3 separate regions of the Mus musculus genome follow, and all the other regions are linked to region 1. A link is a loop called in an ENCODE intact Hi-C map of the cell type or tissue named here. Cell type or tissue: heart. All regions are shown on one strand. Each heading gives the region's core, and the rest is flanking DNA. Links, peaks and the distances in the headings are about the cores only.

What was found. A loop is a pair of places that touch in the nucleus more often than their neighbours do. Peaks named below come from ENCODE experiments on the same cell type or tissue, not always from the same donor. Only the 100,000 strongest peaks of a DNase experiment are listed, where the experiment ranks them.
Region 2: it touches region 1 in a loop (2.7-fold over the local background); 3 of 42 quality-filtered maps call a loop at or near these places.
Region 3: it touches region 1 in a loop (2.1-fold over the local background); 2 of 42 quality-filtered maps call a loop at or near these places.

What each region holds. Positions count from the first base shown.
Region 1 is chr4:8,108,958-8,119,417 of GRCm38, reverse strand. No RefSeq gene overlaps it. Among named protein-coding and RNA genes, the nearest start is that of Car8, 120 kb to the left of the region's middle. In heart, for the core only: no CTCF peak of the experiment used is centred there; a DNase peak (open chromatin) is centred at 5,627.
Region 2 is chr4:8,175,746-8,186,205 of GRCm38, reverse strand. Car8 (carbonic anhydrase 8) reads left to right here. Exons shown (of 9, transcript NM_007592.3): 5 at 568-630; 6 at 1,574-1,622; 7 at 2,841-2,953. Among named protein-coding and RNA genes, the nearest start is that of Car8, 58 kb to the left of the region's middle. In heart, for the core only: no CTCF peak of the experiment used is centred there; a DNase peak (open chromatin) is centred at 5,435.
Region 3 is chr4:8,232,504-8,242,963 of GRCm38, reverse strand. Car8 (carbonic anhydrase 8) reads left to right here and starts at 3,923. Exons shown (of 9, transcript NM_007592.3): 1 at 3,923-4,112; 2 at 4,854-5,045. The coding sequence starts at 4,010. In heart, for the core only: no CTCF peak of the experiment used is centred there; a DNase peak (open chromatin) is centred at 3,973; H3K4me3 peaks cover 1,362 bases; H3K27ac peaks cover 1,015 bases.

The DNA of each region.
Region 1 (10,460 bases), core at 1,002-9,001:
GGGAGCCTCCCCGCAGGGAGAGTGGGCTGAAACAGGGTCGTAGCACACCCTGGGGCAGGAACAGGGGGGCGGGTACCTGGAAGTCCTATGGATCCTTTATGATTGTTAGGGATGGTTTTAAAGGTCAGGCCATTGTCATAGTTATCTTGATACAATCTTAGGCCCCAGGTGAGAGGGCAAGAACTTTCTCAAGCCTCTAAGTTTCTCCTCTTAGCAGTAAATTTTATGATCAGTGGATTACACCATTCCTTAGTGGGCTGTTAAGGGCCAGGCTGCAGGCCAATGTGTTGAGGAAATTACTGTCGCATCTGCCCTGGTATCTAGGAGCCCTTGAAACTGTTTGTCCTCTAGAAACAAAGTCGGCATGGGCCATGAATCAGTTATTTTCTGTGCCCAGTAGACTTCTGAGGATCCCAGGGAGGAAGGTCCTCGCTCCTCTTTCATATAAGGGAAATGGCCGAATAGTGGGAGTGGTAAGGCTTGGGCTATGTGCTCTCTAGCCCTAAGGGTAAGTGGTTCCTGCGTGGCGGTGACTAAGATTTTTATTTCCCCATGGTAGTCGGTGTCAACCACTGTAGGAGTCACCATTAGGCCTTGCAAAAGTCTGGACACTCGGCCGGTGATGAGAAAAAACGTCTTTTGGGGAGGGGGCCCAAATTCACCTGTGTTAACTGCTGTTAATTGAGGCATATAATAATCAGGGGTGCCCCAGGCGGCATCTGCACCCAATGTGAGGACACAGATGTCTACTTCTAACTTGGGCCAATGGGGCTCGGCACCAATCTTGGAGCTGGAGTTAGAGCAGCCCCAATGGCCAGGTTAATAGACTTAGAAACTTGTTGAGAAAACACATCTACCTCATTACAAAGCTTGATCATACCATTTATATCTAAACTTTTGGTTTTACCTCTCAGGGCAGCCCTACATGCTGAATTGGCGTTTTCAAGAGCAAGTTGTCGAACTAACAGACCCTCACTTTTCTCAGGTCCCAAAATTTTTTCAGCTGCTTCCTGCAATCTGGCAATGAACTGCGCATAGGACTCTTGGGGCCCTTGTATAATCTTGGTTAGGGGCATAGTTAGCGCCCCTGTAGCAGGGACAGCGCGCCAAGCTCTCAGGGCCGCTTGTGCCGTCTGGGCGAGGACAACAGGGGAGAGCCCTAATTGTTTTATGTCTGCAGCGAAATTGCCTTAACCACAGATTTTGTCAGCAGTTCAGGAGGCTGTCTTCCACAAACTCTGACTTTCAAGTTAAATATTAGCCTCTAGTGAGGACAGACTGAATAACTTTATTCCATTTATTGGGTATCAAGTAGCCTTCTGCTAAACCTTCTAATAGAGATACTGTGCGCCGGCAGCTTAGTTTTGCTTTTGTGAGATGGCGATTGGGAGCTTTCTAAAAAATCTTCAGTAAGGGCTAGGAGGCGAGCACCTTTTCCGCCCTTTTCTGCCTGCTCAAGGAGATCTCTGATGATTCCCCAATAACTAAAAAAGGACTCATGGACATCTTCTCCTTGTTTTATTAAACTATTAATTTCTTTGCCTACTTTATTCTAAGTTTTAGAACCATTTAATACCAGCCATGGACATTTCTTGTCCACAAAACAAAAATATATTATTAAATTCCCCCTTTTTTTTAAAACTCTTATCCCTCTCTCCTTAAGAGAACCCTTTATCTCTTCACTAAATGCCCCATGGTTAATGGGACAACAACTGAATGCCTAGGCTTACCTCCCGACGTCTGTACTCGACACTCGAGTGAAGTGTCGGTGGACTGTCCCACTGTTTCTCTGTCTGCGCGGTACCTCTTTAATCCTTAATCCGTTGTCCGGAGGGCAGTCGTACCTCGTGCTCCACGTCGGGCGCCACTTGACCCGTCCAGCAGGTCCAGTTATTCGAGGATCTCGAGGGGACCTCCTCCTAAGAACCAAATGGGGGGTAGAGAGAGACGAGGGTCTTGTACGAATAACGACACGGAAACCGTTCTGAAGTTGTATCAAGACCCCAATGTATTGAGAAAGGTCCAAGGTTTAAATGCACAAGCAAAGGGGGAAGTACAGATACTTATCAGTGGGAGGGGTAGGGCAATACAAGCAAGAGGGGAAGTGATTATCAGTGGGAGGGGTAGGGCAATACAAGCAAAAGGAGAAGTACTTATGGGAAGGGGGGCAATATAAATTCTTTCTTTTGGCAGCTACACTGGGAAGCAGGAACTTGGTGGTATCAGGGTGTGGTCAGGACATCGGTGATGACCCAGGGCTGGAACATCCCGTGGTTCTTGGAATCCATGTGTTGGTGGCCCGCTTTTGACCCCCTTTTCTTCTCAGGGGGAGAGGCCCAATTCAGAGATCAGGACAATAGCGTTGCCTTAATGGCTCCCAACAGTATACCACCATATCTGCCTTTTATGTAAGTACTGGAGATCTGAACTGTGATCCTTATACAGCAAGCATTTTACCCACTGAGCTGCCTCCCCAGCTCCTGGAACCAGACCTGCCGATTCTAAGCCTCGGTCTGAGCCCAGCCCGCTGTGTGTGGTTCTTGACATTGTACTTAAGCACCATAGGGCTCAGTTTCTTCATCTATAGATTCAAAACATAAACACCTAGCTGTCCATTAAAATTATCAGTCAAAAGGCTATCTGAGTTGATGTTTGCTGTTTTTACTGCACTGCTTACAAGTACATCTAAACACACCAGGGAAGCCTTGTACATTCACTTGTAGTTGGTAGTTTGCAGTGGATTCAACAACTGTGTATTAAAACTGATTATAGGTCCAGGCATTGTGCTACGTAAAGGTAACTATCACACTAAAGGACAAGTTTCAGTACACAGCGTATGAGAACAAAGCTTTCCTTATTCAAGGAATAGCAAAAATGAGCACCTGGGAAGAAGGCATACAGTCGAGATGCCCTGAGTCTCACACATGGCATTCATGAATTCTGATTTTATAAACTACCACCACCACCACCACCACCACCACCACCACCACCACCACCACCACCACCACTACTACTGCCCCACTGCCACCACCACATCCCCCAAGGCAGCAGCATCCCCTAACAAGTTTCTCACCAGTAATTTCTTTCTTCTCTTATACTAGGCACCAAGAGAAGCCATATCCCTTGGGGAGAATCAATCTAGAGTAAGTGTGGATATGAACATTATAGCAAAAGAGGATGAAATAGTTCCTGAATGGTGAGTTGAGTTGAACTGAGAAGCACATGCAGTTTGTAATGTTATTCTGTACTGTTGAGGCAGTTTAAAAACTTATCTGCACATGATTCTTCTACTAGTAGAGCAAGTCATTTAAAAGCACAATTTCTCTCATTTTCAGTCTTTTAAAGACACAAATGGAGGCAGCTGTACTCTCATTGGTTAGGGGATCTTTTGTTTGTTTGTTTGTTTTTTGAGACAGGGTTTCTCTGTGAAGCCCTGGCTGTCCTGGAACTCACTCTGTAGACCAGGCTGGCCTCGAACTCAGAAATCTGCCTGCCTCTGCCTCCCGAGTGCTGGGATTAAAGGCGTGCGTCACTACTCCCGGCTGGGTAGGGGATCTTAATAAAGACTTTCTTTCCTCTGGTAGGGCAACTGTGGGAAGAAACTCAACTCCTTTATGTAATGAATTACAGTTCTTCTGAGGCGAAGGGGCTGAAAGTCTTAACCAAGTTTGCTAGTTCATGGGCGACCCTTTGAAGTTCATTATTTGGAAGGGCATCAGCAAAGCAAAATACCATGTAGACAGGACCTGGCGATTGGTGGCCCCTGATGAATCTTAACCTGAGATGGTCACAGAGTCAGATTGGTGTGACATTTTCAAGTCTGAGGATGGAATCCTGTCAGAGTCTGTGATCCCCCTCCCCGTTTCAAATGTCTATTCTACCTGTGAGTCACTCTAACGATCGATCCTGGAAGTAAGGACACTGAGGGGTGTATTGACTCCTTCTGAACTAAACTTAGAATGCTTCGAAACTTCAGGGAGAGGGACTCCCTTGGAGATTGTTTTTGTTTGTTTGTTTGTTTGCTTCGAGACAGGGTTTCACTGTGTAACCCTGGCTGTCCTGGAACTCACTCACTCTGTAGACCAGGCTGGCCTCAAACTCAGAAATCTGCCTGCCTCTGCTTCCCAAGTACTGGAATTAAAGGCGTGCACCACCACTGCCCAGCTCCCTTTAAGATTCTTAGACTTCTACAATTAAGGAAATGAGATGACACATCATTTAAAAAGGAGAGAGAGAGTATGTGTGTGTTGTGTAGCTATTTTTGACCTTTGATCTGGTAAAGGAATTCATACTTATTATTTATATGTAAGAAACTTTTTATAATGAAAAATAAGCCAGTTTTCCCTCACAAAGGAAGTGTCACAGTCACTTTGGCAAGGGAACATCCATGACACTCATAGTGTCCTTCTTTGTATGAGTATCAGGACTTGCTGGGCTTACCAAATGCCAGCACTTGTTGCTTTTGATTTCAATAGAGAGGCAGCATTTGGGCCTCATGTGTGGTCTCTAGTGCCCACATCTTTGAGGCATCACTTAGGACCAGCTGAGTGACACCACGTTTCTCCCTCCCCCATCTACACTGAGAAATTAGATCTTTTCATGTTAGCAGAGCCCCAGGCAACCTTCTGAGTCAACTGTCCTCTGCTTCTGCATTCCTCCTCACAGAAACTTGCACAGAATGCAGACTTGAGGCAGTTTTGCATTTTGTTTTTTTGAGACAAGACCCTCCACACACACACACACTCTCTCTCCTTGTCTGACCTTGGGTGTCCGGAAGCTCACTAGGTTGACCTGCTGGCTTCAAGGTAACTGTGGTATGCTTGCATCTGCCTCCCGAGTCTTTTAATGGACTTCTCTGAGGACTCTTTCTTCTCTTCCTCAGTTGTGCTGGTGCCTTACCTCCCTCCCTACCACCCCACACCTGGGCTTCCTCAGTCTCTGGCCTGTAGACCTCATGATGTCCTCTGTGGTGACCTCTTTCTCTCCAGTAACAGCAGCATTCGCTTCAGTATACTAAGGTAAATGTTATTTTCTACATGGATATGACTGGAATATCCCCTCACACCATAACAAACTTTCTACACAATACCATTATTGTTTAGTCAGTTAATTTTCAGTTTTAAGTTAATAATCATTAGTAGCACTTATTGTCTCAAAAGGAAGTAGAAAGAATTTTGTTCTCAAGAGACACTTACTTAGATAAGAAAGAGGACAAAGGTTGTGACTCTCAGTGAACTGCAGCTATCTGGACTTCTGGGGCTCATCTCATGTCAACACTTGTTGCTTTGGATTCCATAGACTGCTTCCTTCACCTTCATGTGGGCAGAAATGTCTTTACAGGTCAGAGGAAGATTTCCAGCAGCTTTTCAGTCACCAGCTATACTAACAACTTTACTAACAAGTAACACTAACAAGCTTCTCACAGATTTCCTCTAGTGTTTACACTCTAGCAGGAGAGTGGACAGATGAAGCAGACGATATCTTGGTGCATATGAACGTAGGCTGCTGGATCAAAATGTGAAGTACTGCTTTATCTAGATTTTAGACAGTGTTTCCCCTGCTTTTGAAACACTCAACAATGACTCAATGACCCAACTGCACAGTGGGGAAATGGGCGGGGTTCCTTTGCTGCCACACACTGAGTACAGAACTAAATGGCAAGGGGACTTAATGGTCCCTTGGGAATTTAAAGTCTCATTTCCTTACTCAGGAGAAGTCCCTCTTTGGACAGGATGCTGCTCAGTGGGAGGTTATCTACAATATAAGCATTGCCTAACAATAGTCCCTTCAATTCTTTCCTCTGGCATTCAGAATAAATCACACCCTATTGGACAATATTGCCTTATTATGAAACAATACATGTATTGTCTTGGTTTTAGAGATGCAGAGATTTCTGAAGAGCAGCTCCAATGGTGGGGCTCTATAAGTGACGGGAGGTATTATTGCTCACCAAGATATTTTTTACAATCACAATGAAACGGAAAACAGGATAAAGTTGGGTCTGCATGATGTCTGAGGTCAGAAAAGCTTATGATGGTCTTACCTAATGCTCATCATATACATTGCTGTTGTCTTTAACATGTGCATAGTGCTACATGAATTGAAGTTTTAGTAAGCAGATTTGTGTCACCCAGTGCAGGGTTTGTTGGCCAATAGAAAGGCTATAGAGATGGTGGATATAGATGAGATCCAGAAGGCTACTCATATTACATACTCTTCTATTGCTGTATACTAAATGTTACCGTTAATGTTCCTACATCTCCTTGGAAGGGAAGGGCACAGATGCAATGTTGTCATCAATATATTTAGTAATGTTTATTGATCTGTGACTGTGTTTCTGTCACTGTATTGATGCCAAAGAAACCCCTGTTCTGGAGGGAGATGCCTCAGTCAATCAAGTACCTGCAGTGCAAGCTTAAGGACCTGTTTTGGATGTGCAAAACTCACATAAAAACCAAGAGCACATGCATGTAATTCCAGTACTGGAAAGGCAGAAGGATCTGGGGGCGAGGTGGGTTACTGGAAAGCCAGTCTAGCCCAGTTTGTAAGCTTCAGTTTCAGCGAGAGATCCTCTCTCAAAAAGTAAGGTAGAGAGCATTTGAGAAGAACATTCATATCAACTTTGGGCTCCACAGGCAGAAACACACGGGCACATACTTCCCATCCACACACCCATTCACAAACACACTCACAAAAACCCATTCCTTCTTCTAAGCACACTCCATTAGAATCCAGATTCTTAAAGTCATGTGAATAGAGTAGACTTCTTGTTCAAAAAAGTGAATGGACAGTTTGAGGTGTGGAAGGTCTTTTGAAGGAAGTGGTCTAGAACTTGAAAGCTAAAGAAGGGAGATATAGTTAAAAAGGTGAGGTGGAAAGATCCCAACCTGAGAATATCAAGGGGAAAGACGTGGCAAGAATCTGGCAGCCCGCCACTGAGGATGAACGAACTTTGTTAGCTGAATTCAAGCATGTACAGGAAGACTACGGAAAAGTTAGGGAACAAGGCAGGACTAGGCACTTTGAAATCTGAACTATTAAACCCTACATCTATTGACACAGATAAGGGATCAATTTTATAATTTAATAATGGAGCAGTTGAATAGCAGCCACTGTAACCGGCAATTGGAGACTATCAGCAGAATAAGACACAGTCATAGATCCCAAAGAGTAGCACCAAGGTCTACGATAGATGTGACCACAGTAGATATTATCTGGACATGGGGTCTGCACTCTATTTATAGTGAGCTGGGATGATGAAACCCAGTGTTGGGAAGTCTTGTCTCAGGCATGTAGGCAGATGGAGGGAGTGCCCAGGCCACTGGGCACAGCAGGTGCCTGTTCCACCTCCACCTTGGAGCTGGCACCTCAGTCTGATAAGTAGCTTGCATAGTGAGTAGATACAGCAAGACACGGGAGTGCACAGGACCTCAGCTTACTTTGCATTGAGCGGTATCTGCTGATTTTTAATATTAATCCTCCTGGTTGACCTGCTTGGGGAGCAGTTAAACTCCACAAATGGGGAAGAGCTGCATTTTCCACCCTGGCAGTCCTCACAGCAGACTGTTCCTCTATACATGGTACTGTCTGATTTTATTACCAGACACAAACTCCTGTCACAACTAATTGCAAACTTACAGTTTGAGAATGTAAAACAACATTTGTCTGTTGACCTGGGTACAAATACCTCCCACTCCTCATCTTTTCTTAGGAACCATTGCTGAATCCATGCTTTTATGGTAAGAATATTTTTATATGAGAAATACCAGGGATTTCATAGCCTTTAAGGCTATCTCAAAGCCACCCCACCCCTCATTTCCCTTGTAGTCTCCAGGCAACAGGACCACTGCGGGTCAAACACTGGGTTGGGAATGTCTTCTTGATGAAAAGTGCTTATCTTGCGGCTTACCTTGTTTCTAGTTTCTCAACGTGTTTCACAGATGGACAGGGTCAGTTGTAACACACTCAGAGCCTTCTTGGTGCCCCTTAGCTTCCCACAGCCAGGCAGGCCCCCACTTTTGCCTGGCCTCCATCATGGGGTTAGGGAGATAGCTCTCTGTTTACCTGGCCTCCCATCATGCAGTTAGGGAGATAGCTCTCTGTGTAAAGAACTTTCCTTTCAAACACACGTTGCTGAGTTTGATTCCCCAAACCCTCTAGAACAGTGGTTCTAACCTTCCTATTGCTGTGACCTCTGACCCTTTAGCACAGTTCCACATGTTGTGGTGACTCCGCCCCCCCCCGCCATAAAATTATTCTCATTGCTACTTCATAACTATAATTTTACTACCGTTATAAATATCTGAAATACAGGATATCTGATAGGCGACTGCTGTGAAAGTGTTGTTCCATTCCCACAGGGGTCACAACCTCACAACTGGTAGGCTTAGAACTGCTGCATTGGAGCAAGCTGGGTTTGGGTGCACTGGGAAGGTACAGACAGCCTGTGTCTCACTGGTCAGCCATCTTTGCCTAAACAATGAGCCTCAGGCCCAACAGAGAGGCCCTTTCTTAAAACTCAAGGTGGATAGCACCTGAAGAATGACGCTTGCAATCGACCATTGGTCTCGTCATGAATGCACACACATAAATATACAAGCACGCACACACACACGCACATGCACATGAGTGGGTGAATAAGTAACTGGGATTCTGCTTCTTTGTTAGACATAGGAGAAAAGTGTGCCCAGTTTGTTGGGTCCACATATTTCAGCAGGTTTTCTCCAGCTTGTCCAGACACAAGAGCAATACTGTCATTTTGCTTTTTCTTTGAAGCTACCTTTTTTTTTTTTTTTAAGAAAAAAAAAAGCAAGGAAGAATGAATGAATGAAAAGCAGAACCTCAAGTTGCTTTTTTAATTAGCAGAGTCTTTCTTTTCACAAGAAAGGTTGGAACAAGAGGGCTGCCTGAAAGCTTTCACCCTCCATGCTGGAGAGACAACCCGTGCCTGATGCTACCTTTCCAGAACATCTTTCTCAGATATTCTAAAGCGACTAAATGGACAAAGCGTCTTAAAAGGACAGCCTACTGTGCTTCGTAATCCAAGTGCGGCCGCGCGGTCAGAGCTGCGGAAATCAGAAAGGCTCTTCCGGCTTTGTGCAGATCATCATTAGAGCGTTTAAAAATCCCGGAGTGTGTTCTTTCTATGTGAAGTGCTCCCATTAATGCTAATGAAAGCCACACATTTACCTCAAAGCCATAAACGATGCCTCAATCTTCCCCCAGGAATCCTAGATGATAAAGAAAGATCTGGCCTCATTTCGCTTTTGTAGTGAGGCAGGATAGGATCATGGAGCCAGGGCAGAGTCTCAGACGGCTTGAATATAAACGTTCCATTGGCTGGACTTAGGGAAAATCCTACTGTCAGAGTATACACACATATAGTATGTGCTTCATGCTTTTCTGATTTGTCTTTTTTTCCTCCACTCTGAAAGTAAAGAAAAAAAAAAAAAAAGAAAAACACAACAAAAAAACAGTTTTTACTTTAAAAGTTCAAATGGATTTAAAGTTTGTGTTTGTTTCCATGAGCACCACCCACTCATTTACTCACTAACTCAAAACTAGTTTTCACAGGCTGGGACTTGAAGTTAGGAGATAACGCAGGACACATCAAAGGCTCAGACAGAAAAATCATCTGTTCCACGTCTTTATAGGAGGGGCATGCTCATGTTCCTGTTGTGGCCCAATGCTTCTGAAGTTGTTGGCTTGAGTGCATTTATGCAGTTTTATTTTCCGAGTGTCATCAAAGTCACTAGCTAAATCTTCATCACCAAGAGTGACAGAAGCCATTCACCATAACGGATATCAGGAATAAGAATGACTTTTTTTTTCAATCATACTTTTTAGGAGTCTACTGGTGACTCTTCTTTACTTTGAGAATTTTAAGGTAGCTTAGCATTTTGATCCAAAGGTACAAAGAGGCTTTGTGTGTAGCGGGGTGAACATGGCTTGGGCATTTCGACCTCAGACTCCAGTGATTCAGCCTGTAGGTTAAGGGCCCAAGATTTCAACCTCCCCCCACCCCCTTTACGGGACTTTTGCGCATGCGCCTTCCTTTGCTGAGCTGTGGAATCTCGGAGTCTTTTATGCTTAGTCTGCCCCCATGGATACCAGCCTACACAGCGCTGTGAAATCACTTCAGGCCTAGTTTAAGAAGAAGGGAAGGGAGCTGGGAGGATCTGCAACCCTATAGATGGAACAACAATAGGAACTAACCAGTGCCCCGAGAGTTCGTGTCTCTAGCTGCATATGTATCAGAAGATGGCCTAGTCAGCCATCAGTGGAAAGAGAGGCCCATTGGTCTTGCAAACTTTATATGTCCCAGTGCAGGGGAATGCCAGGGCCAAGAAGTGGGAGTGGGTGGGTGGGGAAGTGGGTGGGATAGCATTGGAAATGTAAATGAAATATATACGTAATTTAAATAAAAAGAAGAAGGGACGTCTGCTGAGCTGGTGCAGACT
Region 2 (10,460 bases), core at 1,713-9,712, 66 kb before region 1:
ATATTAACTTATGAAACAATACATCCACTTCTGAGTTAAAGAAGAATTTCAACTTTGATTACATTTTTATGGCAATGCTCTCTAAATGGCAAAAGCAAGAATACAGGGCAAAATAGGTAAATAAATAAAAGTGAAAGGTCTGGGCATGGTGATGTATGCCTTTAATTCCAGTACCTAGGAGGCAGAGATAGAGGCAGGCAGATGTCTGAGGCCAGTCTGGTCTACAGACCACATTTCAAGGCTAATTAGAGAGATAGGCAAGACGTTAGATATATATTGCATAACTTTAACTCACAACTACTTATGCTATTTTTCTATAGAAGCTTTTATGGTTTTATATATTGCCTATGACATCATAAATGATAAATATCTATAGTAACATGAATTTTGATAAGTTCTCAGGTATTATATTGTTCAAGCCTTACCTATAGTTATTGGTATGAGCATAAATAGGAAAGTAATTTAGTTTCCAAGAAGTTCATTCAGGTGGACTGGGGCCTTGCTTCTTGTAGTTACTTTGGGTAAAAGCTAAGCATGAAAAATGTGTTTATGCTTTGTGCGTTTCAGATCGGGAAGGAACATGTTGGCTTGAAGGCTGTGACTGAGATCCTCCAGGATATTCAATATAAGGTAAATCATTATTTAAATGAGGTAAAATGGTTTTATATGAATTCCCAATGGCCATCTTTAGGCTTGATAACTCTCTAGAAGGACATATGGGAGTCTGAATAGCTGCTAAAGTTACCAGTTACAGTTTGTTACAGGGTGATACTGGGAAGGGGACATGTGTCAAAGCCTAGGAGGACCTGAAGCCAAGCTTCCCAGTGTTTCTTTTGGGCTCCTAGTTGTCCTGGCATGATGTGTTTTTCACCTGTGTGACCTGGAAACTCTTGTGTCCTTGATGTCTAGGGATATTTTCATGGACTGACCATTTATCATGAATTGCCTAGTCAATGTTCCCTGGCTTCTTAAGTCCTGTTGTTATTTCTCACACACTGAGTCAAGCCAGGCGTCCATGTATTTTTCAGGATAAACACACTGGCTCACGCTGGTGTAACAGGCCCCAAGGGAAGGGTTGAAAATCACCAAGACTCTACCTTAAATATGGCATGACCCAAGCCTTCAGGTATAGGAGAACATCTTACTAGGGGTGGAGGTGGGTTACTCCAGGGGCTCAGAGGCCATCTTCTGGAAGGCAACCAAAGGGCTCCCCCTGAAGTCAGGATGGAGTCCAGGAAGTAAGGATGAGACATCCTCTGACAACTTTTGCAATGGCATCTGTTTTAGTAAAAATTTTTCTGAAGGGCAATAGGCACCAGTTGCATATTCACACCAGACATTACAAATGAAATTTAAATTAAAAAACAAACAGCCATAGACTCAGAGCAGGTGTATTTTACTGGATATAGTCTATCTCACTCCAATGAGAAGAGCGGTCAACTCACTAATACTGGGAGCTGGTAAAATCATAAGAAAAGACTTAAGTGCAGAGATCTTTAGTTCTCATAATTTTTATTCAAAATTTTAATAAATTTTATACTAACATGGAGTGAATTATCTTTTTCTTTTTCAGGGAAAATCCAAAACAATTCCATGCTTTAATCCTAACACTTTATTACCAGGTAAGCGTTTATTGGATGGCCTTGATTGGACTTTGACTGTGTGTGTAAGCTCCCTGTTCTCCTTGAGTGTTCATGAGCATCTATTATTAGCTAACAAGATTTCTTTGGAATTTCTGTTCGCTATACCAGGTGCAGTTTCAGATCACTGTTGATAAGGCAGGAAAGCTTTTGAATGTTAGGAAATCCTTGCCTCTGCTTCCTTATTCGAGAAAGAACTTTCTCAGTGACATCATTTATAAAATGTAAAGTGGCCACCTCAGAGTAAAGAACCAGCAAACCTCAAATAGCTAATAACACTTCCAAGACAATCAGATTATTCTAGAATGAAATAAACTTTATATCTACTTGTATAAGATTACTTACTTACAGCATCAGTATTTAAGTGTTGTAACTGTAGTCATGCACAGGTAATAATTATATATAAACATCCTGAAGATACCTTGGAGTTATAGTTTTGGTCTCCACATTTCTCTGCTTAAATTATGTGCTGTTCTAAACCAACCATGTTGATACATTGTATCTTCTCTCTACACTTAGCTTAGCTCTTCTATCACAAAGTAGTTTCCCTCACATATTGAACACTTCCCTTGGTGTATATTCAATCACCAGTTCTCTCAGGCAGTGCTAAGGAGTGGCTTGTTTTCTTGTATCACAGTAGGATTTTAGTAACGTGCTGTTGAAAATAAAATGTAGAGGTCACTAGAACGGAATGTTTAAAAGCACTGCCGTTGCTTAGGTTCAAATCTTCTGCTGGTTAGTAGCTGTGTGATCTTGGATAAATTGCTAACATTTTATAACTTAGTTTTCCCATATAAAATGGGGCTAATGTGTCTCATTTGTTTGTTGAGAAGAGTCAATGAATTGTTGTATACCACCCCAAAGAACACTGGACAACACATAGTTAAATAGAAATCAGCTGTGAATCAGCTATTATAAAAAAAATGGGCAATAGTTTCCTAACTGTATTAAGACATATGATAGATATGTGTAATGAGCCATTGATAGAAATCGTTGTAAATATAAAGTGAATTATTCAGGTTTTTCATTGATTATTGTGATTTCACAAGTGGTAGTGTAAGAATTTGTATATGAGCTCTAACTTACAAATAGCATCCACCTGAGAAATGTTACATGAACTGACTGCCATTTTGAAAATTGCTGCTGGATTCTTAAGTCCATCAACTTGCCCCTTCATAACATGCCTGCGTGTTTTCACAGACCCTCTTCTGCGGGATTACTGGGTCTATGAAGGATCTCTTACTATCCCACCTTGCAGCGAAGGAGTTACCTGGATATTATTCCGATACCCTTTAACTATATCCCAGATGCAGGTGAGTATGCACCTTTCGATCCTTCAGAGGGAAGTTATGAGGTTAAATATCCTATCTATAAAGGGAAAACGCTCTAGTTCCTGTTGTTAGATCATCAGCTTTCGGATGAAAGTTAAATGCTGCGAGCCTGGGAAATTGATAGAAAGGTCAAAGGTGAATGAAAGCCAGTGCTCTTTTATGATCTGTATTCTAAAAGTTAGTGTTTGTGGAGGAAACAAAAGTCACTGTGAAACAGGCAAACTTGAGGTGAGTCTAGCCGTTACTTTATGTGAGTTTTTCCAGGTATGGGAAAGGAAAGTTCTGCAGCTACCGTGGGACTGCTGATTATTTCACAGGCATGTAATCGTTCTTTCTTGCCACGCAAACTACTGTGGTGTATGAGGGTATGTGAGAGAGTCAGAAAGAAAGCCCTGGAAAAGTTCTGGATTGTTCCCTGGGTTTATTCACTCTTGCTGTCCTTGGGTTCCATACAGATTCTCTAAATGCTAGTGAAAGCCTTCTGTGGGGACTCACATCCACAGGGATGCTAAGGTGGTAAAATCATTTGAGTCCAGGAGTTTAAGACTAGGCTAGCTATTGTAGCAAGATGTATTTGGAAGGAGGAGGAGGAGGAGGAGGAGGAAGAGGAGGAGGAGGAGGAGGAGGAGGAAGAGGAGGAGGAGGAAGAGGAAGAGGAAGAGAAGGAAGAAGAGGAGGAAGAGGAAGAAGTATGAATGCTAACTTTGTGAGTCGAGACAGCCTAGGAAATTTTGGCTGGATGTTAGCTGGGAAAGAGTGAGCCAGAACCTCTATTATGTGCTGATGGTTTTGAAGGGGCAGAGGATAGAGCTCTTGCTGAGTATGTGTGGTCCTGGCTGTGACTGACAGTACCACTCATATAGAAAAAAAAATGACATGATTACAGTACAGTACAGAGATGTTTGCAAGGTTTCTGTCTTTCCAGATCTAGAGGTCTTATTCTCTAAAGCTGTATTTTTCCCTTCTTGACACACCTCAAATGCTTAAGAAATAGTTAGAACCAAGTTTTCTTCAGGAAAGTCTTAAGATTTTTTTAAAATACCTTATCATTTCTTGAAGTTAAGAAGCTCAAGTTAACTAAATTATAGATTAATTCCTCTGCTAGTATTATTTTCACTTATTATGTTTTTGAATATTATTTTTATTTGTTGAGATTATATTACATAATTTCCTTCCTCCAAAGCCTCCCATGTAGCCCTCTGCCCCCAGCTCTTTCAAGTGTATGGCTTCTTTTTCATAAATTGTTGCAGATGTGTATGTAAATACATATGTATTCATAAATGCATAGATATACCCTGCTTATTCTGTATAACGTTATTTTATGCACATTTTCAGGGCTGACCATTTGATATTGCATAATCAATTGGTGTGTTCTTTACTGGGGAAGACTGTTTCTTGCACACTCAGCATTCTTTAAAATCTCATACTTAGCATTTTCAATCCTATGTTAGATTGTCTAGGGAGCAGTTTAAAGTCCCCATTCATCCTCTTCTGGATACCTCTCATGGGTTTTGAACTTTTACCACATTCCCTTCAGCTTTTATTTTCCGTAGAACAATCCCAACTCCGTTCTTCTTCCTCATCTATTAGTTCTTAAAAGAAACTATGTCTCGGTGTGAACTGGGCATAGGGGACAAAAGATTGAAATACAACCTTCACTTTCAAAAGTATTGCTCTCACTTCCAAAGGAAAGTGACTATACGGGCTACAGTTGTGGTAATGTGTTCACAGTGGTTCCAACTGGATGGACTGAGGAATGACTTCAGAAAAGTAGAGGTTTGTGTGGAGGAAGTGTGGAAATTATAAAATTCACTTTAACTATTGAAAATAGAGCCTTGGGATAATGGTGTCTTATTCTGAGATTTAATAGTAACAGTATCTTCCATAATAGATAAACCTCCAGCGTTGTTGACCTAGAGTAAGTAACTCTTTTTTTTTTTTTAAGATTTATTTATTTATTATATGTAAGTACACTGTAGCTGTCTTCAGACACTCCAGAAGACGGAGTCAGATCTCGTTAGGGATGGTTGTGAGCCACCATGTGGTTGCTGGGATTTGAACTCCGGACCTTCGGAAGAGCAGTCGGGTGCTCTTACCCACTGAGCCATCTCACCAGCCCCCAAGTAACTCTTTTATATGAGTTTGTTTCCCCTCAGTGATCTGTCTGGAATCACATGGAGGATCTAGCGGCTCTGGGTTTGTGAAAGGCGAGCTCCATTGTGAACATTCTCGGGTGTGGCATAGACTCGATACAGTTTTTCACTGTTATGTTCAACAGTATACTCTAAGACAGAGGCAAATCCATTGTTAGTGGCTCTCTCTGGTGTCAAAGGGAACCTGTGTTTGTGTTATCTGTTTGAGTAAGATCGGATATGAAGTCTGACCCTCATTCACCAAGTCACACCTGGGGATAAACTGTGTTGGGAGAAGCCAACCCCATGTGCGTTTGGAGGAAATGTCTCCTCTTCCTTTGAGAATAGCTGCCTTCCCAGTCACACTACTCTGTCAGGAAATGGGCTTATTTTTAGCACAGAGCACTGTGGCATCTCTTGAGAGGGAAGCAGTGTAAGTATAGACGCACATGCATACAACATGTGTTTATGGCTATGAAGATGCATGTCAGAGTGATTTTCTGTCTTTGCCTCGAAGGTTTCACTAGATGCTTCTCACAGAGATCCATAGAAGGTAAAGTTTAAAAAAAAAATTGAAGACGTCCAGAGAGGGCAGTAAAAATTAGAAGTTCAAAGAAAGAGGGTATGACCAAGAAAAATCAAGATTTGTGCATCATTAAAGGAGAGAGGGAGGAAGGGGAGACAGGGACAGAGGAAAAAGAGAGAAAGATATGGGTCCATAAAGCACCCCTAAGAGGGTAACAGGCAGAGTCTCAAGGTGGGAAGCTGCATCCTGCCTCACGTGGTCTGTTTAGCCTCACAGAAGCAGTTGGTGCCTTGGAATGCCTCATCTTCACTAGCAACCCTGAAAAAGTGCCCTAAATAATTCCACTTCCTGCTAAGTCCACAGCAACTCACGGTGAAAGAGGGTGGGCTTCTGCTGCAGTGTGGGTAGCTCTATCCTCGGTGCTGAGGACTCCAGACATGACCGGATACACGACCCATAGCCTCTGTGGAGGTGACTTTCTTATGATTCCAGGCTAGTGTGCTGTATATTGGACAGAAAAAGATGCTTGGGTGGATTTGAATGAAAGTAATTTTCTTTTTATGTTCTCAGAACCATTTAATCACTTTAAGATAAGAGGGCTCTAATTATTAGAAATCAAGGAACAACAGCAAAAAACCATTTTTATCTAAATTGTTGAATTTAGAGTCTTAGAATGAAATTTCCAAAACAGAAGACAAATACCAAACATCGTCAAATATGACAGAAATTTTAAAATGCTTTTTATTTTGTGGTCATTAAAAGGGAGACAGAACTGCCTAGCATTGTTAGAATATGACGGTGGAACAGTGGTTATATAGCAAGAGATGCAAACACATATCAAGAGAAGTGTGTTGGTTGTTACTATGCATGGACATGCATGGAAAGAATTCAGCAGATTTGGCATGTCAGATGTACTTTTAATCTATGTCCATGGCTCTGGTAGTTTGAATGAGAGTGGCCCCCACAGGTTCGTGTGTTTAAAAACTTTGGCCTCGTTGGAAGCGGTACATCACTGGGGACAGTCTTTAAGTGTGCAAATCCACCACCATTCCTAGTTAGCTCTATTCGCCCCCTACTTTACGGACCACGATATAAGTGCTGAGCTGTTGCTCCAGTGTCAGCTCATGTCACACTGCTTCCCACTGTCACCATGGTGATCATGGGCTCCAACCCTCAGGAACTGTGAGCCCCGAACTAAAAGCTTTCTAATTTACTTTGGACATGGTGTTTTGTCAGCAATAGAAAAGTAACTAAGACAGAAATTGGTACCAGAGAGTGGGCTATTGCTGTGACAGGCTTAACTATGTTATTTTTTGGAGGAATGGAAGATATTGGGACCTTGGCCTGGGAAAGTGGTTAAATGCTGTAAATGGGGCTTAATGGGCCATCATAGTAGGAGTTTAGAAGACAATACTGCTGAGAGCAATGTGGCTGCCCTTTGTGACCTAAGAATTTGTTTGAAGCTAAATTGAAGGAAAAAAGGAAATCCCACATCTATGGGTTTAATGGGTCCCTTCCAAAATGCTGGTGTTAGCAATGTGATAGTACTAAAAGCTGGGGTCTGTCATGAAGGCTTCTTTTTTGTTTATGGGATCGAGATGTAAGAAGAGTGTTGGACTGATTTTGTTGGTAGAGAAGATTTTAAGACAAGCTAATATTTACTCTCAAAATATTGATTCTGTTGAGTAGTTATTACTAATAACTCTTATGCAGATCAATGAAAAGGGGCAATCAGGACAAATAGAAATAAAAAAACATACAGTTTGTGGAGAAAAAGAATACTAGGAAATTTTATGTTGGAATCAAGGCTTATGCTGAAGGAGATAAGGAGGGTCCAGATGCGAATGGAATAAAGAGTGATGTCTTCAGGGCAAAACTCCACACAGCCAGTGCTGCAACTTGTGGGGGGGAAAAGGCCCAAAGAATATTCTCCACCTGAAAAGCAAATATATAAACAGAGGGAGCCAGGCTTCATCCCAAGCAATGTGGTGCCCCCAGTCATGTGGTTCTGATTTTGGATCATGAAGGAAAGGGGGAATAAAATGGTTGTGGAATCTTCCTCCTCGGTTAAGGAAAGCCGCTAAGCCCCGCTTTGTTAGCAGAAGTGTCCCTGCATGGTAGCTCTAAGAATTCACTGTGTGAAGCTATGAGAGTGAAGCCTGGATTGAATTGCAGACCCAAGGATGTCTGCCTGGGAGAGCATTCAGCAAAGTAAGAAGGATGGAACCATCTTTGATATCAGAGATGGAGTTACAGAATTTAGCATTTGCCCTACTGGGTTTCAGTGCCATATTTCCTCACTCTGCCTTCACTCCTTCCTTTTGGAATGGTAGTTATGTTTTGTGCCATTATACTATGGTGTATTCTATTTGTTTTTTGATTTAATTTTATAGTGGGTTATAATTAAAATTGCCTTGAGGCTCAGATGAGACTTTGGATTTTTAAAGTATGTTAAGACTGTAAAAAATGAGAGGGACTTCTGAAGTTGGACTATATGCAGCACTTTGCATTGATATAGCTAGGAACTTGTGGAGTAGAATGTGGTTTGTATGAGCCCCCCCCCCATCCCCTGCTCATATATTTAAATATTTGGTGTCCCATTGGTGAAACATTTTGGAAATGGATTAAGAGGTGGGATCTTGTTGGAGACTGTGTCACTGGGGATGGGCTTTGAGGTTCCACGAGCCAACACCATTTCCAGTTAGCTCTCTGTGCTTGATGGTTGTGTCTCAGGATGTAAGCTTTCAGATCCTGCTCTAGCACTAAGCCTGCTTGCCTGCTGCCATACTCTCAGCCGTGATGATGATGGTCTGACTCTCTGGAAGGGTGAGCCCCAAATTAAATGCTTACTTCTATAAAGTGCCTTCACCATTGTGCTTTGTCACAGCAATGGAAAAGTAAGACCAAGGCTACGGTGTTGATGAGTCCTTGGAGAAAAGACTTTGCATTTCATTTTCTTGCTTGTTTCTTCTTCCACTTTTTGCTGTGAGAAGATGCTGCCATGAGCCTGCCCCTTGCTCTTATAATTTCCAACTTCCAGAGCTGTGAGAAACATATTATTTTTACATCACCCACCAGCTTTAGGTATTCCATGACCAGAGCATAAAATAGACTTAGGTACTTGTAGGTCTCAGACCTGAGTGTGCACCCACATCCTCAGGAGGTCTCTGGGCTCCACCTGAGATGCTAACCAAGTAGGAGTGGTATAGCAGCTGACAGTCCTCACTGTCATTCTTGAGAGTCACTTCAAGTACTGTTTTGTTACCCTGTCCTGCACTTATCCCAACCATGTATTAGATTTGTATTCTAATTCCAAACATTGAAGTTCAGAAGATAAGTGTGAAGGGGATGGGTAGCCCTAGACCCTGCCCAGTGGAAACATAGCCATGTATGCACACATGTAAAGACAAAAAAAAAGCCAGTAGAATTTATCAAAATCATGGGTTTAACCAAATATACATGGACCGCAACAGATAGTCAGTAGAAAGGTATTGGTGGGAAGGTTCTGAGGAATTTCATGCGTAGCCTCTGGTCCTCTGGAAGTGTTATGTACTTACATGGACTGCTTTTAGGCACTTGCGGCACCTTCTGTGACACTTTGTATGATCATGCTTCTGTCTTGTGTGATGAGAGCACTTCTGTGGTAGATGTAGCTTAGTGACCTCTGTTTCTGGAGGAAGTCAGCTGGGCTGAAGCTGCTGTGGGCTATAGATGGGAATAAGAGGGACATTGACATCAGAGTGCTTGGGAAGACGATGTTCTTTCTCTTCTCTGATTCTTCTCATGGAAACATGTCTAGGTTACGAAGTCTGTACAGAGTCACTCAGAGTTGAGAAGTTAGACGCCTCCTGAGTGCTGGGAGGATAGTCATAAGTCATATGCGACTCTGACCTTACACTATTTCATTGAAATATGATTCACATAGGAAGTTGTGCATACTTGGCATAAGGATCCATAAGAATACATAAAATTTGATAGGTCTTGGACTAAGGACATACCCGTGAAACCATTGGCACTATCAAGACTATCAACATGCTCATCATCTTTATCTTAGTTATGTTTCTATTGCTGTGAAGACTCTACAGCCACAGCAAATTATAGAAGAGAGAGTCTATTCAGGCCTTACAGTCTCTGAGTATGAGTGTATGACCATCATGTCTGGGAGCACTGAAGAAGGCAGGCATGGCAATGGAAACATAGCTGGAAGCATATGTTCTTATCTGTAAGTAGGAGGAATACAGAGAAAGAGCTAACTGAGAATGGCATAGCCATCTGAAATTTCAAAACCTTGCCTCCAGTGACACACCTCTAACAAGGGCACACCTCCTAATCCTTCCCAAATACTTCCACCAACTGGGAACCAAGTGTTCAAATATGCAAACCTATTTGGGTCTTTCTCATTCAAACCATCTCATCTCTCAATGAACTCTCCCATACATTGGTCATGGTGTCTTCCAGCAATAGAAAAGAAACCAAGATAACCCTTCAACATTTCTTCTTATGACCTTTTTTTAGTATCATGCATTCTTGATGGGAGCAGTTAATTAAAGATGTAACCCCTTGATACTTTTAAGTGCACAGCACAATATGGTTAGCAGTTTTCCACAGAGGGCAATGATTGAGGCTAGCATTTGGCCAGAACTCCTCTCAAGAAGTTGTTTTCATATAATGTGCACCAGACTGAGGTCCAGGGCTTGAAGGCTGTGCCTTCGGCTTAGGAAAAGAAAGTATAAAATTAATCAAGTTTTAAAATAAGCTTCAAAGTCAGTGAAAAATGACACAGTTCCTATAATGTGCTTAGGTCACGGCTTGTTACTGACCCTCCCTATGG
Region 3 (10,460 bases), core at 769-8,768, 120 kb before region 1:
TGCAGTGTGAGAGGGTGACAGTTAGACATGATCACTCCAGGACCCAACCTCATCAATGCACTTTAGCAAGTCTTGATAGGGCAGACAAAGGACAAGGAAGATTGACTGGGAGGACAAGAGTATTGATAATCTCTGAGATGGGACCCTACTTTCTCTGTTCCTGTGATATCTAGTGGAGCTTGCCCCTTCCAGGGACCCATGCTTATATCAATCGGTACTTTGTGATAAGATCCGAGTGTTAAGAGAATGTTCTGCTGATCTGGTTTGACATCAGGTATGCAAACACTAAGTGTGAGCAAATGAAGACAAAGTCTCAAATACCATAGTAACTTAAGAGAGACCCAGAGTCAGGAGATACTTCTGTTCCTAATGTGAAGCATGGATATGTTTAGATTCTGATATTGGGTTTGGGTGTGCTTGTTCTATTTTGTCAATTAAAGAATTGGCCTATATCTTTGATCTGTGTTTAGATTTTCTGATGACAGAATTTTATAATAACTAGAGCTAATAATGCAATCTTTGGTGGCAATATAGCAGGGGATCTGTGGAGAGGTCTTAAGGTGTTAATAATTAGCAGCATACGAAGCACACAGTCTCAAAGCAATTAAGGATGGTAATTGAATATTTGGTTGCAGAGCAAAACGGCTCATGTCTATGTAGCTGGAGTTACTGTTTGCTTGCTTATAGGAGTTATATTATACAAATAAGCTTGAAAGTCCAGAACAAAATGATATGAGCCAAACCAATGCTTGTCTTACAGGAAGCCATATTTTTGAGTAGCAATGCCTTCTTGCTATATGTGACGCTGTTGGCTGCAAACCTCAAGAGTAACAATTCAATTTTTCAGCCTGTCTATAATAAATATGGCACACCATTTACTCATGAAAAATTTAATTGTCAGGGATAGTCTGATGTCATTTGATTTGGTAAACACTTCCATGTTCATGTACTTTAAATGCAGTCAGAGGTCAGACAAAAATGGCCACAATATCACATGTATGCTCGTTTAAGGGCATAGGGGAATATTAATGTTGAATTCAGAATGACCCAGGTATCTTTTTATAGAGATTCTCTCCAGCCTTTGCATGGACTTCGTCAGCAATGACAGATCAAGAATCGATAAATGGGACCTCATAAAATTGCAAAGCTTCTGCAAAGCAAAAGACACCGTCAATAAGACAAAAAGGCCACCAACAGATTGGGAAAGGATCTTTACCTATCCCAAATCGGATAGGGGACTAATATCCAATATATATAAAGAACTCAAGAAGGTGGAGTCCAGAAAATCAAATAACCCCATTAAAAATGGGGCTCAGAGCTGAACAAAGAATTCTCACCTGAGGAATATCGAATGGCAGAGAAACACCTGAAAAAATGTTCAACATCCTTAATCATCAGGGAAATGCAAATCAAAACAACCCTGAGATTCCACCTCACACCAGTCAGAATGGCTAAGATCAAAAACTCAGGTGACAGCAGATGTTGGCAAGGATGTGGAGAAAGGGGAACACTCCTCCATTGTTGGTGGGATTGCAAGCTTGTACAACCATTCTGGAAATCAGTCTGGCGGTTCCTCAGAAAATTGGACATAGTACTACCGGAGGATCCTGCAATACCTCTCCTGGGCATATATCCAGAAGATGTCCCAACCGGTAAGAAGAACACATGCTCCACTATGTTCATAGCAGCCTTGTTTATAATAGCCAGAAGCTGGAAAGAACCCAGATGCCCCTCAACAGAGGAATGGATACAGAAAATGTGGTACATTTACACAATGGAGTACTACTCAGCTATTAAAAAATGAATTTATGAAATTCCTAGGCAAATGGATGGACCTGGAGGGTATCATCCTGAGTGAAGTAACCCAATCACAAAGGAACTCGCACAATATGTACTCACTGATAAGTGGATAATAGCCCAGAAACTTACGATACCCAAGATATAAGATACAACTTGCCAAACGCATGAAATTCAAGAAGAACGAAGACCAAAGTGTGGACACTTTACCCTTTCTTAGAAATGGGAACAAAACACCCATAGAAGGAGTTACAGAGACAAAATTTGGAGCTGTGACGAAAGGATGGACCATCTAGTGACTGCCATATGCAGGGATCCATCCCATAATCAGCTTCCAAATGCTGACACCATTGCATACACTAGCAAGATTTCGCTGAAAGGACCCAGTTATAGCTCTCTCTTGTGAGACTATGCCGGGGCCTAGCAAACACAGAAGTGGATGATCACAGTCAGCTATTGGATGGGTCACACGGCCCCTAATGGAGGAGCTAGAGAAATTACCCAAGGAGCTAAAGGGAACTGCAACCCTATAGGTGGAACAACAATATGAACTAACCAGTACCTGGGAGCTCTTGTCTTTAGCTGCATATGTATCAAAAGATGGCCTAGTCGGCCATCACTGGAAAGAGAGGCCCATTGGACTTGCAAACTTTATATGCCCCAGTATAGGGGAACGCCAGGGCCAAAAAGGGGGAGTGGGTGGGTAGGGGATTGGGGGGTGGGTATGGGGGACCTTTGGGATAGCATTGAAAATGTAAATGAGGAAAGTACCTAATTAAAAAAAAAAAAAAACAACAACATACACACACACCCTGAAACCCACAGGCCATGTGGGTGCTGCAGCTGTCCAGGAGGTTTTTTGTTTGTTTGTTTGTTTTTGTTTTTTGTTTTTCTTCAGACAGTGGAGGAGTAGGTCAACTGATGTTTTTCTCCTTAGCCTCCATCCACTTCCTGAAGACGTGATACGATATTTATTTTTTAAGTTAAGGCCCCAACAGGCAGTAAAGGATAGCAACCCGGCACCTTAAAATTTCCCAGCTAATCAATCACCCCCGCCCTGTTTGAGGAACTCGATGCATCCATTAATCTCACAGACACTGTGGAGTGTGCATGGGCTATGTAAAAGGCAAAGCATACTGCAGGCCTGAGTACTAACTTACTATGCAAATATATCTGCTATCGTGGAGGAAAGGAGCTTAGGGGTTACTGAACAGGGCTGGAACACCAGGATGAAGCATTAGCCTGAGGTTGGGACACACGCTTCAGGGGTAACGACTTGACCTCTTTGGATCGGGGAAAGTTCCTGTTTGTTTCGTAATGTGTGTGCATTTCATTATTTGCGCGACTTCACGAGGCGCTTGGGAGCGGTGTCCACAGCAAGGTGAGCCTGCAGCAGCACCCCAGACTTAGAAAGTGGAACCAAACACCCCATTTCATTGTCTTTGAAATATATTTAGTAAAAATTTCTCAAACTATACCTATGTCTAGTTGCTAAATTATTTTTCGTGAAATGTTTGTTGGACTTATTTTGGGAAAAATAAAATCCATATTCATTTTCCCTGTGTTTTAAGGACGGATTAAAAAGTAAAACTCGCTCAGATAAGCTGCCACCACCACGCTTGGCCCCATGGTGGTGGTGCATTCTTGCAAGCCCAGTGTTTGCAAAGTGGAGCGAGCCCTGTGCAGTTCAAGGTCATCCGCTTCTCCACTGGGAGGAGTTTGAAGCCAACCTGGTCTCCTTGAGACCCAGTCTCACAAAACCAAACCCCAACAAAATTGACCGGTAAACGATGGCCAATAAACCATTCGACCAGGGAGTCTTGTTGGGTTCCCGGTCTCAATCCCGTTCCCAAAGCAAGGCAACTCCATTGGGAAAATTGTTTGGAGCAAGGGGAGCACGGGAGACAGGGCGGATTTTGGAGTCTCCAGGCTTTTGAAAGGGTATTAGGACTTGGGTGCAGCAGGCTTCCCGTGTTGCTGCAGCCCCAGTTTGATTTTCGCAGGCTTGCCTGTCCCGATTGTGGGGTGAGAGGGGGTGTAGGTGGGAGTGTAGGGCGGGGGGCGTGTCCTCGAGTCAGACACGCCCCCACCGACCTTAAAACGCGCAAGCCTGCGCCGGACCGCTGCCTCTCGCGCTCGCGGGGACTGCCACGCTCAGTGCGGTCCCCAGCCCCGCGCCTGCCGCTCCCGCACCCGTGTCGCAGAGCTGCCCATGGCTGACCTGAGCTTCATTGAGGATGCAGTCGCCTTCCCCGAGAAGGAGGAAGACGAGGAAGAGGAGGAGGAGGAGGGCGTGGAGTGGGGTTACGAGGAAGGTAGGCTCGTGGGGCCGCTGTCGCGGCTGCTACGCCCCACGCGGTCCCCCACTTGCCCCTCCGTGGCTGCCTGAGTGCTGTTCGCACCTGCTGCACCCAGGCAGCCACATCTCCCAGCCTGGAGCAGACGTGCAACCGAGTTGCTTTCTAGTCTTGGGAAGTATAACCAAACGCACTTCAGAAAAACCGTCCCGAATTGCAGGCTGGATCTTGGGGACTTTAAAAAGAGTTTTCTAAATCTGTCTTCGCAGATCCAGGGCTTCGAATAGTCATTAGTGCCCGCCCATGTTTCCTGTATACACGGAGAAAAGAGCAAAAGAACTAATATGTATGGGACACTGTATTTGCATTTTAAACAAGTGGCGCTCATTAGCGTTACAGGTTTTCTGTTGTCTCTGAGCATGTGGGGCTTTGAGGAAATTTCCCAGTACTGCACATAATTGAACTGATGAGCAGAAGAAATTTCTGAGGTATCTTTTTTCTAGTCACTTCAAGATGGCATAAGTTTCTTAGATCCCTACATCAAAGCGTCTGTATGCACAGACAGTAGAGGATTTTGTGTGTGATATTTAACAACAGATCACTCACGTAATGAATGTAAAAACCCACACACATTTCTTATATTTCATCTACATACAGATGATAGTCACAGCTATAATGTTAAGGATTATGAGATTTTTGTGTTATATTTTACTGTCATTAACCTTAAAAAAATCCAACCTAGTCTCATTTTGTCTTCAGGTGTTGAGTGGGGCTTAGTGTTTCCTGATGCTAATGGGGAGTACCAGTCACCTATCAACCTAAACTCCAGAGAAGCCAGGTATGACCCCTCACTGCTGGATGTCCGCCTGTCTCCAAATTATGTGGTGTGCCGGGACTGTGAAGTCACCAACGATGGACACACCATTCAAGTCATCCTGAAGTCAAAATCAGGTAATTTGGAACACATGTTTCTGCACTTTTATAAGCAAGCTCTGATTTAACTTGTATGGTTTTAAAGGCGACACCAACACAGTTTCTATTTTCATGGTCCTTATAAGTTGCATTTTTCTGGGAATTATTTTCTAATAGAGTTCTCAGGGGCTAAGAGGGTGAAGTGATGATTATCTCAGCTGGCTGTTCTTCCAAAACTGTGCCTGGAGCTGCCTCTTGCTCAAACAAACATTTACTGAGCTATGAAGGAAGGAGTGCACACACAGGCTTGCGGAATTGGGTCTTTCTGCTGTGCGTTTTGTTCTAAGTTACTGATTAGCTGAAATCATTTAATTATAATGTCTTTTGAAAATAGTTTGTGAGACCAAAGATTGGGATGTATTGATATCACCTGTGTTCAAACTTTTCAAATTAAAGTTCCCTTCTCTATCAATGACAAGAATAACTTTAATGTTGAATGCAGTCCGATATTTAAGTGGCAACTCAGTGCTTGCTTTTGGTTATTGTTAACTCACTCACTCTTCTTGAACCTTGCCGAAATGAATCTGAAATGTTTTGTGGAAAATGCAATTTCTGGGAGAATTGCTTTCCAGCTTAAATGTAGGAGAGACAAAAACAGATTTAAAAAACATTAGCACTAAGATTGTGTTTTTCATGGGGAATAATGACTATTTTTCCTCCTGGAAGGAATGTAACATTAGTGTGTTGAGTGTTGATGTGTTTTACAAACAGACTGTGCTTACATTAATTCCAAATTGATCAGCTAGGTATTTCAAACCATGAAACCATTAGGTCTGTCATTAGGCAAAGAAGATATTTATTCCTCATCTTGTTTCACAGTTTCAATTCGAAATCCACCAGGCAGAGCCTGTATTCTTTGCAGTTATTGGTAGTTTAATTGAGGTGGGGACAGCTCCTGAAAACAGTGTGTATTTTATATGGAGCTAGTAAACACACACACACACTCACACACATTCACACACACACTTACATTCACACACACACTTACATTCACACACACTCACACACATTCACACACACATTCACACACACTCACACACACACAAACACACTCACAAACATTCACACATTCACACACTTACATTCACACTCACACACACTCACTCACAAACACATACTCACACACACACATTCACACACACACTCACACAGTGAACTTAGATTTGAGCTTAAATCAGAATGCTTTGGAGATGTTTATCTCTGGTCATTACATATTCTATACTTCTGTATACTTTATATATTCCTGGCCCCTCCCCTCCTCTGACCTCCACTCCCGAGCAGAAGGAACTGCTGCCTGTAGTTTTGTCCTGACTTGCAAGGCTGGATCCAGACTTCATTCTCTACTTCTTTCTGGACCTTCCTCCCTCAGGGGCCCAGTCCTCTCCTGTCACTACAGTGATTTCTCCCTTTTAATGTGTCAAGAAACGTCCTGCGCACGGCGGTGCACACCTTTTAATCCAGCACTGCAGAGGAAGAGGAAGGTGGGGTCTCTCGACTTCCAGGTTAACCTGATCTACATAGGGAGTTTCAGCCATGGCTACACAGTAAGAGCTTATCTAAAAAAAAAAAAAAAAAAAAGAAGAAGAAGGCAAGTGACTGGAAAAAAAAAATCTCTTAATTAGTTTATTACAGCTTCTCTAAGGAATTGTCTTTAAACTCTGAACACTATTATTTATTTATTTAATGAAGCTTCTTTTCTTTATCAAAATGGACTACAGATATAATTTGAATAGTTGGCTATGTCTACATTTTCTCTACATCTAACTACAGCCTGTCTTGCTGTAGACTTCGGTTTTCCTATAGGAACTTCCGGTTTTCCTATAGGAACAACTACTTTGAACCTTTAAAAACTTTACTTTTTCTGGTTTTTTTTTTTTTGAGGTTATAATATAATTCCATCATTTCCCCATCCCTTTCTTTCCTAACTTTTGTGTATTACCCCTTCTTGCTATCTTTCAAACCCATGGCCATTTTCATTAATATATATATATATCTTAGTCAGGGTTTCTATTCCTGCACAAACATCATGACCAAGAAGCAATTTGGGGAGGAAAGGGTTTATTCAGCTTACATTTCCACATTGCTGTTTATCACCAAGGAAGTCAGGACTGGAACTCAAGCAGGTCAGGGAGCAGGAGCTGATGCAGAGGCCATGAAGGGATGTTCTTTACTGGCTTGCTTTCCCTGGCTTGCTCAGCCTGCTCTCTTATAGAACCAAGACTACCAGCCCAGAGATGGTCCCACCCACAAGGGGCCTTTCCCCCTTGATCACTAATTGGGAAAATGCCTTACAGTTGGATCTCATGGAGGCATTTCCTCAACTGAAGCTCCCTTTTCTGTGATAACCCCAGCTGTGTCAAGTTGACACAAAACTAGCCAGTACAATATATGTGTGTGTGTGTGTGTGTGTGTGTGTGTGTGTATGTATGTATGTGTGTGTGTATGTGTGTGTGTGTGTATGTGTGTGTGTGTGTGTATGTATGTATGTATGTGTGTGTGTATGTATATATATGTGTGTGTGTGTGTGTATGTATGTGTGTGTGTGTGTATGTGTGTGTGTGTGTATGTGTGTGTGTGTATGTGTGTCTGTATGTGTGTGTGTCTGTGTGTGTGTGTATGTATGTATGTATGTGTGTGTGTGTCTGTGTGTGTGTGTGTGTGTGTGTGTGTAAAACCTGCTCAGTCTGTATAATGTTACCGACATGTTTGTTTTCAGGGCTGAACTTTTTAAAGTTGTTTCCATTGTCATTACCTCTGTATTTCTTAATAACAGGCTTATGCCATTTGCTCTGATATTTAAGAGTTCTTCAGTCTCCGTGCTGTGGAAGGGGAGGTGTGTCTTATTACTCTTTCCTGTCCTGGTTTTGTCCCACATCATTAAAGTATATTGTTATTAAAAGTAATACTCAAAGCATAATTGCTATGACCTTGCACCTGCCATTTCTGCCCGAGGCTCTATTGGGTTTCCTTTATGGAACAATGTTTTCCTTTGGAGTTACTGTATTCTTGTTTATATCTTTTTAACGTTGCCTAAGAGGAACTCCCTTCCAACTCTGACAGATGATAGATCCTGTCTCAGGACATTCAACAGCAGTGAGTCCTCCCTTCTCCCTTGTCCTTTCTCTGGCCCCTGGGAGCTGCCCCTGCGTCTCTGGACTGCCACCGAAACACACAGACTTTTTGAGTTTGCTCTCAATTTTCAGTTTCTAAAATCTGGTGCAGATGATTTGATTTTCTTTTGAATTTCACCCTTCAGTGTCTTATGAAAATGAGACCCTTCTTCATCGTTTTCTGTTGCCTTCCTCCTGTTTGCATATTTTGGGTTCCTTCTTTCTCAGTTCCGTTCTGTCCTTTCCTCTTAGGAGGTTCTCCTCAAACACCCAGTGATGCGGCTCTCTGCTCCGACTTAAGATGAGTCTAGATGAGTCTCAAAAGCTCAGTTCAGGAAGGCAGAGGCTGAGGTCTGGTCACATGGTCAGTAGTGGAGTCTGGCGGTGACATGGTGTGCTAGAGATAGCTTTGGAGGGGGCTCAGTGTCCTCAGAACTTACCTGCTTGCTGTTTCTGCTTTTTAGGGACACTGGGTAGGTAGCAAGGGAGGGCTGGCCCACGTCGTGTGGCTGTTTGCATTCTGGTTGTTGTCAACAGCCACGAGAGTGTCACCATACTGTAGTTCCTATCCTCTGCTCATCTGTTAGGCCGTGTAGCGGCAGCTGTTTGGCTATGGAGAACGGAGTTCCGAGAGAACCGCTCTTTTTAGGGACTTTCATTTCTTGTTTGAAGTTTTCCACTTTATGCCTCCACCTTCATCCAGGCATACACAATGCCCTTCCGTTCCAAGTCTGTCCTTCTGTCTCTTTCCATTTGGCTGTTATGACAAAATGCACATTTCCCTCTTGGGTAGTGAGGCCTGAGCAGACATGGAAGCAGTTCCCGTCTAACTGGGGGTGTTTCCTGGTGACAGTGTGACAGCTTTAAATTGTTTTTATTTATTTGTTGTGATCTTATTTATTTATTTATTTAGTGTGTTTTGTTTTTGAGATAGGAGCTGTGTAAGTTATCCAGGCTGGTGTAAAAACCACTGTGTAGCTGGAGATGGTTTTGAGTTTCAACAACTTCCTGCCTCTACCCTCAATAGCTGGAACCATAAACATGACCTACAGTGCCCCACTCACGTGCTTTTAAAAATGTACTTTGTAATTATTATTTTAGTTATTAGTATGTATATATGGGTTGTGTGTGCACGTGCACACATTCGAGAACATGTGTGTGAGTGTGTGTGCACGCGCACATGCGAGGCAGCATGTGTGTGCATGTTGAGGGTTCATGCAGGAGGGCGGGGGGTTCAGAGGGTAATTTTATGATTCTGTGCCTCCTTCCACCTTTACACGGAGGTTTTGGGATCAAATTCAAGTTGTCAGGCTTCAAAGAAAGTGCTTTTACATCCTGAGCCATTTTGCTGGCCCATAGGTTATCTTTTTATAAAAGTAAAAAAAAAAAAAAAAAAAGAAAAGAAAAATTCCGCCGGGCGTGGTGGCGCATGCCTTTAATCCCAGCACTCAGGAGACAGAGGCAGGCAGATTTCTTAGTTCAAGGCCAGCCTGCTCTACAAAGTGAGTTTCAGGACAGCCTAGGCTGTACAGAGAAACCCTGTCTCGAAAAACCAAAAAAAAAAAAATTCCTAGTGTAAGCACAGTATTTTTTTTTTTTTTTAATTAAAGCTTATATTTTATCACCAGCCAAGTTGAGGTCTCTGTTTCTATGGACATAGTCAGTTTTCCTTCTTTTTAATTTTTTTCTATTTTTATTGTAAAAATAGAACCTCACAAAGAATTACTCCATATGACCACACCATTTTTTTTTTTTTTTTTGTAGTCTAGTATCAGTGTTCATGCTTCACAAAGCAAAGCCCTTAGTGTTATCCTAACAATGCAGCTCATATATATATGGTCCCTCTGGACACGCTGCCTTGGGGCATCGGACCCACCTGACTAGTCTCTAGTCACTAGTCCACGCAGACTTCCTTGGGCTGAGGCCATGGGTGATCTTACCACACACTCTCCCCAGGGAGAACTGTAAAACCTTATCATACTCTAATTGCCGGGTTTTAAATGAGATGTGTGGAGACTAGTCTCAGACACGGTTACCTGCGGGCTATTTTAGTTTTGACTGCTTCTCCCTGTCAGTTCTTCCCACTCAATCATCCTGAGCACACAGGACTCTAGGCTTCCTCCTCAGCCCTGCTCACACAGGCAGTGTAACGTAGAGACCGTGTGCTGCCGTTTCCTGTTATTTTTTTCTGTCATCAGATTGGCCCTATGCTGCAAACTCCTTGGCAGGCTGTAGCAGCCTCAGCCCAGGGAAGGAAAGTCAGTCTTCACCGAGGAGCACAGTC